Regions from separate parts of the Mus musculus genome. Here all the other regions are linked to region 2. The links are chromatin loops, found by intact Hi-C in ENCODE. Cell type or tissue: left cerebral cortex. All regions are shown on one strand. Links, peaks and the distances in the headings refer to the core of each region. The heading gives the core; the rest is flanking DNA.

What was found. Hi-C counts contacts between places; a loop is a spot of excess contacts. Peaks named below come from ENCODE experiments on the same cell type or tissue, not always from the same donor. Only the 100,000 strongest peaks of a DNase experiment are listed, where the experiment ranks them.
Region 1: a loop joins it to region 2, with 5 times the contacts of the local background. A loop is called at or near these places in 21 of 42 quality-filtered maps.
Region 3: a loop joins it to region 2, with 5 times the contacts of the local background. A loop is called at or near these places in 20 of 42 quality-filtered maps.

Annotation. Positions count from the first base shown.
Region 1 is chr6:90,807,529-90,813,142 of GRCm38, forward strand. Iqsec1 (IQ motif and Sec7 domain 1) reads right to left here and starts at 2,595. Exons shown (of 14, transcript NM_001134384.1): 1 at 2,240-2,595. The coding sequence starts at 2,262. In left cerebral cortex, for the core only: a CTCF peak has its summit at 2,703; DNase peaks (open chromatin) are centred at 1,249, 1,696, 2,688 and 4,691; H3K4me3 peaks cover 2,077 bases; H3K27ac peaks cover 3,758 bases.
Region 2 is chr6:90,734,415-90,740,490 of GRCm38, forward strand. The region is part of intron 1 of Iqsec1 (IQ motif and Sec7 domain 1); the gene reads right to left. Among named protein-coding and RNA genes, the nearest start is that of Iqsec1, 73 kb to the right of the region's middle. In left cerebral cortex, for the core only: a CTCF peak has its summit at 3,191 (motif pointing left); DNase peaks (open chromatin) are centred at 2,034, 2,509 and 3,197; H3K4me3 peaks cover 1,720 bases; H3K27ac peaks cover 1,361 bases.
Region 3 is chr6:90,813,647-90,819,260 of GRCm38, forward strand. It overlaps a transcript of Iqsec1 not described here. Among named protein-coding and RNA genes, the nearest start is that of Iqsec1, 6.3 kb to the left of the region's middle. In left cerebral cortex, for the core only: a CTCF peak has its summit at 2,775; no DNase peak of the experiment used is centred there; H3K27ac peaks cover 130 bases.

The sequences.
Region 1 (5,614 bases), core at 1,007-5,006, 73 kb after region 2:
GCTGCTCAGGTCTGGGATGGAGCATATGGGGGAGCGTGGGGGAAGGACAGAATTGCTAAAGGCACAGCAGCAAATAGCTGCAGGAGCCCAGTTGAGTTCCTTCCTCTCTGTACCTCAGCTTCATGCTCTGCATAAAGGGATTGATCATACTATATTTGCAGCAGTCAAGGGAGGCAGAACCAAGCCACAGGATATGAGAAAACACGTGACTAGCCAAGACTGCTCTGAGCTGACAGCCATCAGCCCCCTTCCACACGGCTGGCCTGGAGAATCAGAAGTCTAGAGCAGTAGTTACTGAGAGATCCCTTGGCTGGGCTGAGCCCTGCCCTGGTCAAGTGAACTATGATAGAGAACAAACATAGGCTGCTAACTGCTAGTAGGTAAATCAGCAAGGCCTGCTTGGCTCCAAACCCTCTGAGCTGTCTTCCAGACTTCCCCAGCCAATTTGATTGTGATGGTTGATACCAACAGAATACGGGAGGGGGGGGGGATAGCTCAGCCTACAGAGCCCCAAGAGTTAAGAGTAGAGAGACCTTCAAGGAAAGGAGGTGGGGGGACCATATAGGTGCTGCCAACAGGGCTGCCTAAGGCTGTGTTCAGATGTAAGCCTCTGGCCCTCGACAGGTTGAATGAACCTTGGAAGCATAAAGGACTCTAAGCAGCGCTCCTGGCAAGATGTTTTCCATGAAAAGTCCAACATCTAGGCCAGTGCACACCAGGTTTTCAGAGGTGATTTGTCCAGTCTCCGTTTCCCCATTTTAAAATGGGGGCAGGGGTTGTCTTCATTCCTGTCCAGGCAAAATCTTTCAGAAGGTGTTCCCTAGCTTTGGAAACAGGCCCAGGGGCCAGCTGCTCTCTGTGAGAACTGTCACATTTCATGCTAATGACATCTTCCCTCCACAGCAACTTGCAGTGGCCTCTGCAAGTTGTCAGTTTTTTTTTTTGACACTAAAGGCTCCTGTGCCATTGAAGGAGTGGCAGGAGGAAGGAGGCTGCTGCCAGGAAAGTACCTTCCCCGAAGGTGAGAAGGTGAGATGAAGTTCCATGCTAGGAAGAGCGCTACTATTTCTGGTCTTGCCACGGAGAGCAAGGACCCTGTGTGGTCCCCTCAAACACCAAAGAACTCACAAGCTTTTCCAGAGCCTCCTGCAGGGGCCCAGCCTGATTATGCAGCTACAGGCAAGGTTTACTTTCCTTCAGGCTCATTAGCATGGGATCCGCCCCTCTCAGGAGGGGAGGAGGCAAGGCCTAAGGAGGGCTCAGAGGGCCCTTGATGGGGCTTGGGGGCCTCTTGGAGTTCAAAGCCAGTCTGAAGAGAGTTTGAATTTCCCAGATGACCTCCTAAAAACTGTTGCAAGCCTCCTCTCCTAGTCCTGGTGGCTGATCCCAATTCAAGAACGTCATGCCTTGCTTTTAAACCTTGAAAGGTCCAAGATTACCAAACTGTCTCTATCAGCTTCCAAGCACTGAGCAGGTAGTACTAGGGCAGACTGAGACCAGACCCAAGTCTCATTCAGTCCCCAGGGCCTAGAGTGCCCACATAGGGCAAAGGTTTCTCTTCCCAGAACAGCACCAGCAGAGCCCCCAGAGAGCCTAGAAGGAAGCTGGCATTTGAATCCCACTGCCCCCTGGGAAGCCTGGCTTCACTAAGCACAGCTTTGCTTCCATAAATACCCAGTCCCGTGATGTCACCACCCTAAGCCCGACTTTCACCACCTCCGCTGCTGGCATCAGGCCCAGCAGACGGGTGCTCAGTACCGGCACATTACACCTGTGCTTGACAGCTGGACACTGCTGCCACCTTCACCTGTCTATGGAGAAGGCCATCTCCTGCCACTATCTCAGCCTGCTGCTGGCCTTCCACCTGGCTTGGGTGCAAGCCATGGGCTTGCTGAGTATCAAAGCTTTCCCTAAATAGGTCTGTCAAGGGCACTGACAAAAGCCTAGACCACGGCCATGAGTCTGGGACCCTCATTTGTGGATGTGGATTAGGAGGAGGGTGCCTGCTTCAGTAGGGGACTTTCACAGCTCAAGGAAGACTTGCTGACTAAGATTCTTTTCCCCCTCATCATCAACAACACTGCCTTTGCCGCAGGGGTACAAACATTGGACGAAAGCTTGCTCCCCCTGGACGCCACCTGCAGAGCAGCCACCCCACCTCCACCAAGCCCCTCACTTCAACATGAGTAGTGGTCCTTTCTGCCTCAGGCTTTAGGATAAACTTGTCTTGCATACTCACAAATAGCGTCTTCGGCAAGCCATCCTGCCCAAGTCTGATTTCCTTCTCTCTCCTGCCTGGGCTGAGGAGGCTCAAGGTGGTTCAGAGGAGGAACAGGATGCTCAAGCGAGGTGGAAAGGAAGAAAATGAAAGCCAAGGGCAGTCACTTTCCCAGGACTGGCAGGTTCATCTAGATATGCTGGATGTAATGTGGCAGGGGGCTCCAAACAGGTCCTCCTACGCAGGGTTTACACTGTGCCCAGAAGCCTGGGAAGACGTCGAGTCACCATGGTCGCCAGGTTGGGCGGGGGCGTCTGCCTCGCTGCTACCTGGGACTTCCTTGGGAATTTTCCCTCCCGCACATCCGGGGTGGCAGTGCGCTGGGATGAGGAGGGGAGGGCTGGAGGAGGGGGGTGTCTGTGCCGGTTTGCTCTCGCAGCATCCGGAGGAGGGACAGGAGTGCAGGAGCGCCCCCTCCTTCCAGGAGCAACGTAGTGCGGCCTCGCTGGACCAATCGCCAAAGTGCTCGTTGCCATGGCAACTGCAGCATCAAACAGGGCCGCCCTGTGGGTGCGGCTGCAAAACCAAGAGCCCTGGCGCTGAGACCAATGAGGTGGCTCCTTCTGGCCCTCACTGGAAACCTGGAAATCTGTTGCTAAAATGCACTCGCAGCCCGAAGAATGTAATGATGGCATTGCTTTCCAGGGCAGCTTTCCCGTCCCTGGCATGGAAACATAGGAGCCACTAAACTAAGAACTCAGGAGATCTTGTGTCCTGGAGTTAGGGGCCATGAGACTTCAGCAAGCAGAGTGTCTCCTGGGAATTTCAGATGTGATACTGTAAAATGGGATCATGACAGTTGTGTAACTGGTTCAGGAGGGCTGACCACATACAGTAACTGACATAGCTTGTTATGCACACATCAAATCCTGAGGAGGCACGAGGGTGGGGGGGTGGGGTAGGTGGAGGGGGTCCTCATTCATTTAGGACTAACAGACACAGGGTGGCCCAGCCAGCACTTTGGCCTGAGTCTTCACTTGCAAAGCTGCCTCCAGGGAAGGTAGTGAGAGTGTGAACCCTCTGGATGAGGGTGGCAGTTGCCAGGCTATTTTCTTTGTTCCATTCTTTTAGCTTCTCAGACCCACTGAAGTTGGGGGAAGAGGGAGGCTTCACTCTTGAGTTCTGTTCTTTTATTACAGAGAAAATGGATCTCAGAGGCAATGAAAAACTTATGGAAGGTTACACAGCAAAGAGGGACAGAGGCCAGATGAGGAGGAACTCATTCATCTGGCGAAGTGTCCTTGTATGCAGCGTAGAAACTGCTGAAGCAGCTGGGTAGCCAAAATACAGGGGGCTCTAGGAATGGCCAGTCTTTCCATGAGAGCCCCCCTCCCCAGAAGAATGCTGTCATAGGAATAATTCAGATTTATGTAGGCTTAGCACATGGTAAACTGGTCCACTCTCTCTCCTTGATTGAGTTGCTCTGTATTTTATCAAGATCAGGATACCACCACAGCATCAGAAGAGGTCCTTCCAGAAATGTGTGTCATTAACCACAGCTGCTCATAAAGGCACCCTGGGGGGGTGTGGGTACTAACACCCCCACCTGTGTGCTTGTGCTTTCAAACTTCTTAAAGAGGAGCTGCTTTTCCCACTCTCATATCACAGACGAGTAAACTGAAGCTGTGATTGAGAACTGTCCACCCTGTGTGCACTCTGCTCTAAAGGCCCCATCCTGGGCTGCTTCTTGTCCTCCTTTTGGACCCATGACATCCATTGTATGCCTGTCTCTTTTCTGGCTGCTCTTCCAGAGAGGCACACACATCTTGATCCTGCTGTATTTTAAAGAAGAGTGAGTGATAAAGACCTCCACACTCAAAAACAGCTGCCAAAGCTTTCAGGCTTTGACAAAGCATTGAGTGCAGCACACAGTTGTTCTCACACCTGATGTTCTTTGCCTGGCACCAGTCAGATAAAGGAAACTCCATAATGTTGACATTCCAGCTGGTCTCTTAACTTGAGACCCCAGAAGTTCCTGAGTTTCAGGAAGCAACAGAAAGTACAGGAGCATGCTATCACCAAGTGAGAGTCAGACTGCTTGGTTCAACTTTGAAGATGTGAACACACAAGGTTTCAGAGTCACAGAAATGGTGTGGCAGACTGCACCTGTCCACTTCAACTGTGACCAGATGCCTGAGGTGTGAGTGAGTGGTAGTCAGCCTTGCATGACTGCCTGCCCCTGGGTAGAATTGTAAGACAGGACCACCCAACAATCTACATGTTCAGGCTGAGGCTGACATAGAGCATTTCATAGCCAGTTTCTGGACCCATGTCCCCATCTCATCCCTACAGTCTAGGAGAAGCAAACGCCTCCAGGGCTGGTTCCAGAAATTTCCTATCTAGGACTTTGCCTCATAGACTGGAAAATTCCAACCTGCAGGCTGATAGGGATATTCAGGCAGAGTGTCTCTGTCTTCCAACCTGTGGCCATCTGTCCCCTAGGCAGGAGCATAACAACATTTGGGAAGAGGGAGAGAAGGCTGCTGGCACATGACAAGGAGATATGCCAGTCTCAGTCTTTCCAGGCAGGCAGCCATGCATCTCAGCACTGGGCATTCTTCACGGGGACAGCAGCCCATCCCCCTTTTAGGCGGACACAGGACTAACTGTGGAGCTCTAGGGTCTGTACCCTTTTACCTGTACCAGTCTCCCAAACACAGACACTTCACACCCCAGCACTATATTTTTCTTTTTCTGAAGCTTTACATTTTCAGTAAGTAAAATGCAAAGTGCAGAAATAACACAATCATCTTTTCTTTTGGGACAGGGTCTGTGTAACATTGGCTGGTCTGGATTTTACTGTGTAGACCAGGCTGGCTTGGAATTCATAGAGATCTGGTTGCCTCTACCTCTCGGAATGTTGGGATGAAACGTGTGCTTCACCAGCCCCATCAAGAATGCCTGTTCATAAAGTAAGAATAGTCCTCTTCCCCTCAACCCCGCATCTTACTCCTCCTGCTCATCTCTGCAGTGGAAATGGTTCTCATCTGTCTGGAGTGCAGCCTTCCGGCACTTTTCCTACGCATTCATGCACATATGCATGCGTGCAGGAAATAGAAAGTACTGCATGGATCCGGAAAATGATAATGTGCTATGACATTAAAAATATTTTAAAATTTCCAAAAGACATAAAGATGAACGCTGTTAACCCTGAGGCATCAGCTGCCTGTAATGAAAAAACCTCACTTGATAAACATGCCGGAAGCCTGGGAGGTCACATCTCTGTAGCATTCTCTCTAGCTCAGTACCCAGGCTCCAAGACTGCATGAATGATCTGTAGGGAATCTTTCCTCCTCAGCTGTCCTCATGCAGGCATCCTGAGCAGTGTAAACTACG
Region 2 (6,076 bases), core at 972-4,971:
TCACAGTAATGACGGTGCCCTGCAAAGGACTCAGCAGAGGAGGTAAAGGTGACAATGAAGAGAACACAGAGGAATAACCAGTTTCTAGATGGCAGGAATAGGGGGCTCATTCCTGCAGGAGCCAAACCTGGGATGGGTGAGGGGGGCAGAGAGGGACATCAGAAGACACTGCCCCCAACAGAATCACATACTGTGCTGTGCTGAGAGATGACCTCAAGAACTGTTCCTGTCTAGGAACACTTAGGGGCTTAGATATACTACATGCTAGTGTCTGAAGGCTGGCATAAAGGTTAGCTGAAGACAAGCAGGATCAACTTTCCAGCCACAGCCTTGTTTACTTGTCTCCAGACACTGGGGAAGTAGCCTGTCACAGGATGGCATGCAGAGCAGAGCTGGACAGGGCAGCCATAGCAGTGAGTGTTATGGGCCCTTTAAGCAGCCTTGAGACTAGTGGCAACTTTAGTCATAAGACCTAAGATTACTTAATGTTTGCAAGCTGCAGGAGCCAGAGTCCCTTACAAAGGGGGAGCACTGTGGTCCTTTCTTTATTCCTCCATTGCACAGATCTCTCTGACCTCCAGTCTCATGGCACTTTCCCCACACACCAGCTACCCAAGAACACCTGGGTGCTTGGGAGACAGGAGCAGGCAGGCCCCTAAACCCTGAATGTGCTGTGTGACCTTGGACATGTCCCTGCCTCTCTATGTCAGAATCTTGGGTACTCTTTCCAGCACAATACTCAGAGACAGGGCTGTGGGCAATGTGGAACACTGAACCACCTCTTATCCTGTCTTTTCCAGCACTGGGGATGGAGAGGGCAGGGGATGCATCTGGTTTTCAAATTCAACTCCTGGGTTTTTATGGGCAAGTGAGTTTAGAGGCCGGGCCACCTTGCCAGTCCATGGGGAGCAGAGCACAATGCTGGAGGCAGGGAAGGGTGACTAGAAGGCCATGCTGGTGCCTCCTCTGGAGTTGGAGAAGGGCTATACTGACCGGACAGTATGAGCACAGGCAGATGCTGGCATGAAATGAGACAGTGGCTTAGCCAGACTCCTGACCAGACCACCAGGTAGGAACTGAGCATGCTCAGAGCAACACACACAACTGACCAGGCAGTGCCCACTGCTGTCCTTGGGAGGCTCATGAAGTGGACAGAGCCAGGGGAGGGGACACCCATTGTCATCTGTCTGCTCAGTTTGCTCTGGTGACAGATCAGCTGTGACAGTTTACAGCTTGGCAATTTAGAGTGGGTACTACCCAGTAGAAACATGGAAGTAGGTTTTCCCTAGGACTCCTGGAGGTGTGGGAGGTCCTTGTACACCTTCTCTGCTGACCAAGCTTGCCAAGGCACAGAATAAGGACAGCTGCTGTGGTCAGGGTGGGAGTGGGATTTCTCACACCGAGCCTCACCCTAAGGTCCCAAGCCCAGGCTGTTAGAAAAGAATGGGGTTTCCTTTACCAGCCCCCAGCAAATCTCACAACCCTATACTACAGCCTGCCTCTTGTCACATACAGGACCTGGTCCAGAGGTTTCACTGTGTTCTGCCCACTAAGCCTTGACCCTTGAACTGATTTCACTGGGAGGAACCTACCAGGAAGACCCCCGAGACCGAGATCCAGCAGGAGGGGCTGCCCGAGGCCACACAAGCAGGTCCAATTTTGGATCAGGTCCCTCTAGCCCAGGCTGCTCAGCTTGAACTAAGCTTTCACCCACTCCGGGCGAGTCCAGCAGTGTGAGGCAAATTCCTGAGATGCTTCTAACTCCCTCCCGCCCGCAGGCTCGGGACTGGGAAGCGCTGGCGGGGTTTCTCCAGGTGGAGGAGGGGGGAGGGGAAAGGAGGCAAGGGTCACAGGGCGACCCCCGGGCTCTGTCCCAGCACAGCAGGAGGCACCGCATTGGCGTGGAGGGCGCCCGCCCCCACCTAGATCGCCGGCACCCCGCTGCGCGGTCCGCAGAGCGCAGAAGCTGTTCGGTCGCGTCCTCCGCGCGTCCCAGGGGCCGCCCCACACCGCCCCGCTTGCAAGGCCGGTGGCGCCGGGTCCCCAGAGTCTGCAAGCCCGCACCGCGCGCGCGCGCGAAATCACCGCGGCTTCACTAGCCCGCCGGGGTCCGCATAGCCCGGCCCCGCGAGGGGGTTCGAGCCCAGCCCGCCTGCTCCTACCTCTCGGTGCCCGCAGCCGCCGAGTGCGCGCCGACCCGCCGAGAGCGCGGCCCTTACGCGTCGGGCCGGCGGGGCGCGGGGTCCAGGGGCGCACAGAACCGGAGCCTGACCCCGCGCCCCCGCCCGACGTGACCTTGGCGGGGGTCCTCTTTCTGCCTGGCCTCAGTTTCCCCCTTCCGAAGGTGTGTGTGTGTGCGCGCGCGCGCGTGTGTGTCGGGGGGCGGGGAGGACGGGTGCCGCCCCAACCAACGACGTCACCGGAGTCCGGGCGAGTGGAGGGCGCTGGAGGCCTCGGGGCCGCCGCAGCGGATAGGCCAGGTGGCCAGGCACGCAGAAAACCGGCGCGGAGTCGTCGGCACGGCGGCACCTTTCCTTTCTCTTACGAACCTCAAGATCCCCCAAATTAACACCCAGCCGAAAAGCAGCCGGGGCCCACACTCCCTGGTCCTCCCAAGGAGAGCCGCATCCCCTGCGGCCAGTGTTCCTCCTCCTGCACTTGTCCGCAGTTCGCTGAGACAGTCTAGGGAGGACAAGCCACTGGCTCCGAGTCGCACAGCGTCCGGACTGCTGAGGTTTGTCCGGGCACCACGCCCCTCCGCAATCTCTACGACCCCACACTATTCGGTTGAGCGAAAGAAGGACGAAGGATCCTGGACTGAAGGCTATATCCCTTATCCTTATAGCGCAATGAACTAGCCACCAAATAAATTCTGTGACTGGCCTCAATTAGCCTGACAACTGTCTTTGAGAATGGGGTAGGGGAGTCTGCACCAGGAACCCAAAGTTTGAGAAAGAAATAGACTGGAAAGGGGAGCTGGGCCTGGAGGGGATAGGAACAGGGAAGGTGGGTGTGCAGGGCTGTGCCTAAGAAAAATACGAGGATGGGAAAGCGTTGTTAGCCTGTATAGTAGAGAACGGAGGCGTGGGAAGCACACAGCAGACCACCCTGAAAAAGGAGCTGTCCTTCCTAGGCAGAGTCCCCACGCCTCCCACCAGGTGGAGCAAGGGCGCCAGGAGAGAGTGCTGCATCCAAGCAGCGCCCCCTGGTGCCTAGAAGCGGCGAGGCAAGAAGCTAGAAGGACTGGGCGGCCGTGGTCCAGCCTGGAGGAAACTGGGGGAGTGATGTCATGTGTGAGCAGATGGGGCTGGGTAGGCTGCCATTAGGCTGTGTTGACCTTGAACAAGGCGCTTTCCTCTTTCAGAGCTATTTTATTTTATACTCTGCTTTTTAAATTTGAGACAGTGTCTCACTCTAGACCAAGCTTGCATGTAGCCCACACTAGTCTTGAACTCATGACAAGCTTGCCTAGCCTTCCAAGTTCTGTGATTACAGGTATGAGCTCCCATGCTAACACCCAACTCTTTAAGAATTTTCTGAATCTTAGAATATTGGGTATTGATAACAAAGCTAAGGGACAGTCTAGGTCCTGGTATGTCTATCCTGCCCCTGACAATCATAAACCTAGCCCTCGTGGCCCACTCCTGCAACCCTGGTACCTGGGAGATTACTTTTGAGACCTTTCCCCACCTGAAAAGTAAACCCATGGCACCTTGCTAGTGTCCATAGCAAGGCAGTAGGATGGGCTCACAGGCCAAGGTGTGAGTCTTACCCTCCCCCAAACCTAGTTATAGCTTTTCACATTGTTAGAGTAATGGATTATTGTTTTAGTTTAAGGCAACAGAGCCTATGCTAGACTGGGACTTCCTTAGAAGATCAAACTAACCTCAAACTCACAGAGATTCTCATGGCTCTGCCTCTTGAGTTTTGGAATTAAAGGTGTGTGCCCCCATTCCCAGCCTACTGTACTAGTTTTAAAACATATTTTAAAAAGCAGCCCTTCAAGGAGGAAGATTCTTGTGTAGTTTTTATAACTAATATAGCTGGTGTGGAGATCAGTTACAGGGCTGGTAGGAAGGCAGGTGATAGAAGATAGGCTAACTAGGTCTGAGGCAGCTGTGTGACCTCAGCCAGATCCTATCACCTCTCCGAGCCTCATAGGAGCTATAAGCTGGAACTGATGGAACCCCCATCCTGCCTCCTTCAAGGCTGCTGAGCAGGTCGGCTGCACTGATGTATGGAAGGTGTGCAAAGGGCACCGTGCAGAAGCTTCATTCCCAGAAGCCAAGAAAGCAAATGTTGATGTATTGAACTATATCAAATTAGACCATATAAATGGAATCAGAATACCACAAACAAGGTAAAAAAGACAAATGGCACCCTGAAACAATGTCTGCCGCACATAGCACAAGTTAATGAGGAAAATGAGAAAAAAGTTAATTTCCCTAACACAGAAAGTGCTCCTTCCAATCGATAGGATGACTAACCCATTAGAAAACAGCCAAGGCTATGAAAGCTGCTCAGGACTCCTGCTTGTAATTAAATGCACATTAGAGAAATGCAATCAAAACACAATTCAACTCACTTGCTTTAAAAAAAAATTCCTAATTGGGGGGTGGAAATGGCTCAGTGGTTAAGAACACTTGCTGTTCTTACAGAAGACCCAAGTTTGGTTTTCAGCACCCACATTTATCCTTTGCTTGTCTTTGTGTCTCACAAAGGCAAGTACATTCAGTCCCCAAGCTATGTTTCCACTTACGTTTCCCTCACTTTACAATGGTGTCATGCACTCAGTGATATGTGGGTGAACACACTCCAGACTTGAGTTCTGATCTTTCCCTGAGCTAGTGAGATGCAGTCTGACCATCTTCCAAGATGTTGGGATGAGGCAGTGAACAGGTGTCCCACGGGGATCTGGGGACGGGACACCAGCCTGCTCTATACAACGGGTGCTGCCCAGCTGGGGAGTCAGTCAGCAGATATATTGAATTAATTTTTCACCAAACATTTTCAGTTCATGATGGGTTTGTTGGAATCTTAAATATCCCTTGCACCCCCAAGGTCTGTGTGAAAAAGCTTTGGCCTCTAGGGTGGCAGTATTGGAAGGTGGCTGAACCTCTCTACTCTTTGTTTCTTCTTTCTCAGGCCTTGACTAGTAACTGCTTCTGCCTCCTGAGCTTGCCATGATGGGCTGTGCTTCCATGGTGCCAAGCAACCACGGACTGAAATCTCTACAACTATAAGCCAAAACAAGATAGTGGTTACAGTACTGGAGGGCTGGCCTGTGTGCTAATATTAAGTATTTGTACCTTTGGAGGTAAGGGGGGCGGGCACCGAAGATCTGCTGGTCCCTGAATATACTACCTCTGACAAGGATGAGCCAGGGAAGGCACAGAAACACCCTGGAAAGGGCAAGGAGAGCTGGGAACAGAAAAGAGGAAGACTGGCCTTCCACTGAAACATTCTACTTACACCTGTGTGTGTGTGTGTATGTATATATGTATGTACACACATATATGTATAAGTATATATCTCACTATATATCTGCATTACTGTTTTGTTTTGCTTGTTATCCTCTGTGTAGCCCTGGCTGTTCTCAAACTCAGAGATCTGCCTGCCTATGCCTCCCAAGTACTGGGATTAAAGGCATGCACTACTACACCTGACTTGGATATATTCCTGCTGTTTGTTTGTTTGTTTGTTTGTTTGTTTTTAATCTGTTTGCAAATGATAAAATTCTGGGGCTGGAAAGACAACTCAGTGCTCTTGAAGAGGATATGGGGTCAATTCATAGCACCCACATAGGGGCTCACAACCGTCCTAACTCCAGTCCAAGAAGATCCATGAGTGCCAGGCATACACACAGTGCACATATATACATGTAAGCAAACACTGATACACATAAAATCAATGTAAAAATTTACAAGGAAAATAGCAATTTCTGATGTTGGGAGGTACGGTGCCTAGGCCTGCTGTGACACAGGCTTAGGATGACTGCCTGTGACCTCAGTATGGAGGGTGCCCCTTCTGAACCCTATAGTTTCCTCTACCAAGTGAGCAGGAAGCATAAGACAAA
Region 3 (5,614 bases), core at 1,007-5,006, 79 kb after region 2:
CAGCTGAAGAAGTTACACTGGGTAGCCATGATTAGGGAGGAAAACATGTTGATCAGTGTTACCCTGTACTGGATGCTGCAGCCTCCAGAGGGAATAAGTGAGCATGCCCAGAGCTGGCCTGAAGGGCTCAATCTTGGAGGTTGAATGGGAACAAGACAGGGATGCTGAATTTGGAGACCCTGAGCTAGGAGTGCAGAGGGATCTAGGATCAAACTTGATACAGTGATTCTAGGGTTTTCCAACTCACAACCCCCCCCCCAGAGGCTCCACCTCTCAATTAGGCAGTGAGTCCAGTGGTCAAGGCTTGGAGAGACATCTACCATCAGCTGGGGACTTTGGGTTGGGAAGTTCCCAAACTTGAGCTAGGCTGTGCTCTCCACTCACTGTGAGGCAGTGACTTCAAGCTCTGTTCATGGCTCAGAAGCCCCACTTCCAGAACTAAGTTTGTCTGAGGATTTTCCAATTTCTTTTTCTAAACAGAGTTTCCTGTAGTCAAGGTTGACCTTTAACACAGTGGAGATGTGGATAACCTTGAACTTCCAATCTTCCTGCTTCTACATCCCTGGTGCTTAGCTTACAGGTGTGCACAACTAGTCTTGCTGTATGAGGTGCTGAGGGGTCAAACTCAGGGCTTCCTGTATGCTTTTTCCAGTTATAAACAATGCACCTCATGTATCAGCCAATCCCCTCCACTGACAGACATCCATATAAACATTGCCATGGAATAAACTTGATCACTATGGTCTCACACAGCCTGTGAAACTGAGTACAAATCTTGGAAACTCGCTGGTGTGAGGGTGCCAGGCAGGGTGGATGCCTGAACTGCTCTGTACTCCCAGCTCAGGATCTCAGAATTAAGCACTCAGCAACACCTCTTCTTGTTCCTATTCACCTCACCTCTCACGCAGGGCCCCTCAAGCCAGCTCTGGGCACGCTCACCTATTCCCTCTAGAGACTGCAGTGTCCAGTACAGGAAGAACATTGACCAACATGATTTTCTCCCCAACCAGGGTTACCCAGTGCTGCTTGGGCTACACAGGACAGGGCAGACCTACATGTAAATTAGGCAGATCAGAGAACTCACAGAACACTGGATTATGTAAGGGGGACCAGTGGGCCAGGTCCCCAGGCCACAAGTGGCCCTACCATAATCACCATGAATTTGCCACGCTCGCCTGCCTTCATCTGTATAGGACACGGCTGACCCAGGGTTGCTCTGAGACCTAACTAAGCAGGGAGGCAGAGGTGAGAAAGGCTACACCCCTGCTGGGAGAAGGGGATCACTTTGGCTCCTCAGTCCTTTCCACAGCCCTGTCTTAAAGGAATTGTGCAAGGCCCTTAATTGTCCTGTAAGGGGAAAGGGGGAGCTGGGGTGATTGTCTGTTCCAGTGGTGGGCAGGGGTGATGAAGGTACTCACTACTACTTCCCTGTCTGGTGAAGTCCACACAGTCACCACAGCTCACACAGTATCTGACTGCTAGTCCCTTCATTCTGGAGGGATCATAAGCCCTGAGTATGGTGTGGGATAAGGAGAGAAAGAAGAGATAGTTTGGAGTAGAGAGAGAGTGAGTAGGACAAGTAGGAGATGAGGCAATACAGGTTCTTATGGGCTTCTGAGTGACAGCAGTGTCACATACCTTTATACAACACAGTGCAGGTCTATAGTAAGAGGAAGGAAGACCCCTCCTTTCAGCAATGACGGGCAAGTGCTAGAGGAGGGACATGGAGGATTCCAGAGAGTCATGAGGGCCTTGATGGAACCTTGGCTCTAGAAACGTGGGAGACAGAGTTAGATCCAATTGGAAAAATGAACCTTGGCAGGGAAGGGGCAAAAGGGAAGACATCCTGGCCACAGCTGTGGTGCTCCTGCCCTCTACTGCCAATGCCCAGCAAAAGGCCCATGCTTCCAGCCCCACCACAACATCTCCCAGGGACCTGCCATCTGTTCTCTTCTGCCAGGGTGACTCAGGCCAATTCTCTATAGAATCTGAGGTAACACTAGAACATTCCCAGTGAAAACGAACAAACAAAACTACAAAAAGCTGACAACAGCAAAGTGGGATCCTAGATTTTATCATAAACACCACCACAGGTCTCTGGTACAGGGCCCCCCTTGGGGCGCTCTCAGCAATGGCTACCAGGAAAAGAGCAAGTTAGCAAGGTGTATGTTCAGTCTGAACAGAACAATGCCACAAAAATTCAGGTTGAAGAAACTTGTGGGAATGAACCTGATAAGACATGCCACAGGGAAATGCTGCTATCTCTTGGCCGGGATTCCTGGTCAACTGGATGCCATCTTCAAATGTTCTACAGTCTAGGTGTAGCTCAGTGGCAGAGCACTTGACTAGCATGAGCTGGGCCCTGCTTTGAATCTCAGCTCACCCATAAATAATAATAATAATAATAACAACAACAACAACAACAATAATAACAACAACAACAATGCCAACTTTCTGTGGTGAGAACCACAAGAAAAATGCACCATTGCAAAAACCTTCAGCCATCTAGCAATTACCAAGGCTGCCAATGAGCTGTCTTAGTAAGAAGAAGGTGGGAACCATAGAGGTTCAGAGTGGTCTGTGGGGTTGAAACTGACTTAGTAGAAAATCAGTTCTGTTCCTTCTCACAGAGGGTTGTAAAAAGCAAATGAGTGGAGCTAGAGAGATGGCTTGGTGATCAGGAGCACTTGATGCTCTTACAGAAGTAAGATCCCAGCACCCATGTTAAGCAGCTCACAACCAACCACCCATAGCTCCAACTCAATGAGAGACAACATCCTCTTCTGGCCTCTGAGGGCACTGCACTTGTGCATATACCACACATAGACACAAATAAAAATATTTAAAAATGAAAATCAGATGAGTGAATATGTACAGTGGGCCAATGAGAGCAGAGTGAACTATGATAAATGCTCAACAGTGTCCTCAGGGGCATATGCAGCGAGGTAGGTGAAGGCAGGGCCACTGGACAGGGCAAGTGGTGCAGCCTATGCACAGCACAATTGCATGGAGCAGCTATTAGCTGCGGATGGAAACAATGTCCCAGAGATGTGTAGACTGCACAATCTTTTCCACAAAGAATCTGTGTAACAGAATGATAGGCAGTGGGCATGGTGCCAGAATCTTGTAGCCTCTGATAACCTGGCAGGCCACTGGCTGCTCTGTCTGAGGCATGGATGCTACCTCCTTCCTAAACCCTGATACAATAAGGAAGAGGACCTATGGTACTCGGTGAGAGTACCTACCACAAAGTCCATTTTCATTGGGGCCTGACAGACCATGTTCACATGGTCTTTGTCTCTCTGGTGTCTAGTGCAGTTAGGCTGCAGGAGGAATTCAGACAGTTTTTTTTCTGGAGTGACTATTCCTTATCCTATCTCTGTGCTGGGATCCTGCCCAGGAGAGCGCACACTCCCTACCTGAGTAAGCCAGTGTCCCCCTTCTCCACCCTTCTTCCATGGGGGATTTTGCTGGTGGCACAGGTGGGTAAAAGCACAGCAAACTCAGGTCCCGGCCTCATAAGAAGAGGGTCTTGATCTTTTTTGTTGTTGTTGTTCAGGGTTGTGACCACAGTGCCTGGGTCACCACAGCTACTCAATAAAATGTTGTGAGTTGATGAATGAGAGACTGAGAGAATGAATGTGACCAAGTGCAGTCTCACTCTGAGTTCTTGCCCAAGGGTCCACTCCTCTTTATTGCCACCCTCCCTGACTTCATCTACCTACCCACAGTCATGACTGTGGTAGGAACAGAACATGGGGTCTGCAGAGTCGTGAGCCTACAGCCTCCTGCAGAGGTGGTCCCCAGATCCTTAGCCAGGCCCCCAAATCCTTTAGATCCCTGCTTCCCACTGTGTTCTTTCTCCCAGCATATTCAGGCATCTGCCATGCCAGGAGACGCCATGTCCTGTCAACCAGTGAACTCTGTAGAAATCTCAGACTAAGACCCCAAACTCACATATGCACCCCACCCCCACTAGCATTTGGACACACCAGGAAGGCTGAATGGAGCCCAGGTGCAGAGCACCAGCACTGCCCTGACCATATCCCCTGGGGTATGTTCCTTGCAGAGAAATCCAGTCATTATGTTGAAAGAAAACTCATTTGTGCCCCCTGGCTGACTTGAACTTTCTCTGTTCGAGGGCTGCAGTAATCACTAGATACCCTGGCCTAACCACAACCCCCTTCATTTAATTTCTGCCATCTCCAAAGCTGTCCATCACCATTTATCATTTGGGTCTCTGGCTCACTCAACATGGGTCCAGCAAGGTCCCCCTCCCACCCCAGCCCCTGCAGCCCCTCACCACCTCTCTCTGTAGCACCACCCACAGGCCCACTGTCATTCTCAGAGGGTATCACCTTGGGTTGAAGGGGGCTGGAAAACCATGTCTGGATTCACTGATTGGCTCCAAAGCTTTCCCTGTGTCCAGCACACAGTTGGTCCTCACTGGACACTGGATAGATAAACAAATACATGGATTCTATGACCCAGGTTGGAGTGAGGCCTGGGGGCCTGCTCTCTTACTTAAGAGTGTGGGCTCTTGTAGGCTCGGCATTCCTGGACTCAGCCAGACTGGACATATTCCCTAAAGACACCATATCTGTGCAGAACAAGCCAGATTTCCGTCTTTACCTTAATCCACACAGCAGAACTAGATACTGTAAGATATTTACAGCCCATCCAGACCTACCAGAGATGTTGTGGAACATGGATGTCATTCAACATGAATACCCATGTTGTATTCATATGTGGAGCTTGAGTGGGCCGGCTTTCAGATACCAAGGAATGAATATTCTTGGTCTTATGTTTCTACCATGGGCCCACCTCTCTTCCCCCCTTTCTTCCTGGCTTCCTACCCTTCCAGACAAAAAGCTTTGCAGCTACTACAGAAGCAAGTCAGAACTAAGGAGGGTCCTGGAAGGCCATAGCAAAGCTTAATTGCTATAGTTGAGTCACTCCTGCTGGGTTACAGCCTGACCCCATGGCCTCTTGGACTGCCCTGCTCTGCTCTGCTACACTTCATACCTAGACCCCTGTCCTCTCCTGTAACCCAGGTGCTATAGATATGTCCAGAACAGAGGTGAAGACAAGCAGAGGGTGACGCCTGAGAGTCACATGTTCTGTGGAGGACCTAGACTCTGTCACTCCCCTGGGGGCATCCTTTGGAGTTCAACTTCACCATGGAAGATGAGAAGGAAGGGGTGGCTTAGGTGGCTGAGAGTAGGCAGGACTAGGGGGAATCCTGACTGGGCCATCCTAAAGCAGGAGGGCTATTTTTGTGTTTCCTGTGTCTTGAGGCTCAGAGGCAAGGCAGAGTTCATGATAAGTGCTGCTCTAGGGTTAAACTACTCTGTACTATGCCTGGTCAGAAGAAACAGCTTGGAAGGGAGTAAAGGGGAAGAGAGACCTGTCTAGAGCTAAGGGAAACAATGAAGACTGAGTGAGCAGTTGCAGAAGGAGACTTAGATGCTGTCAGGTCTCAGAAAAGCTCTGAGTGTTATACACAGGCATACCAGCAGAGGGCAGTGTTTGGCTGCCTCAATATCAGGGAAAGTAAGAAACCCCATATGGCTGGTTCCATAGCAGTGAAACTTGGCGGCGGCGGGGGGGGGGG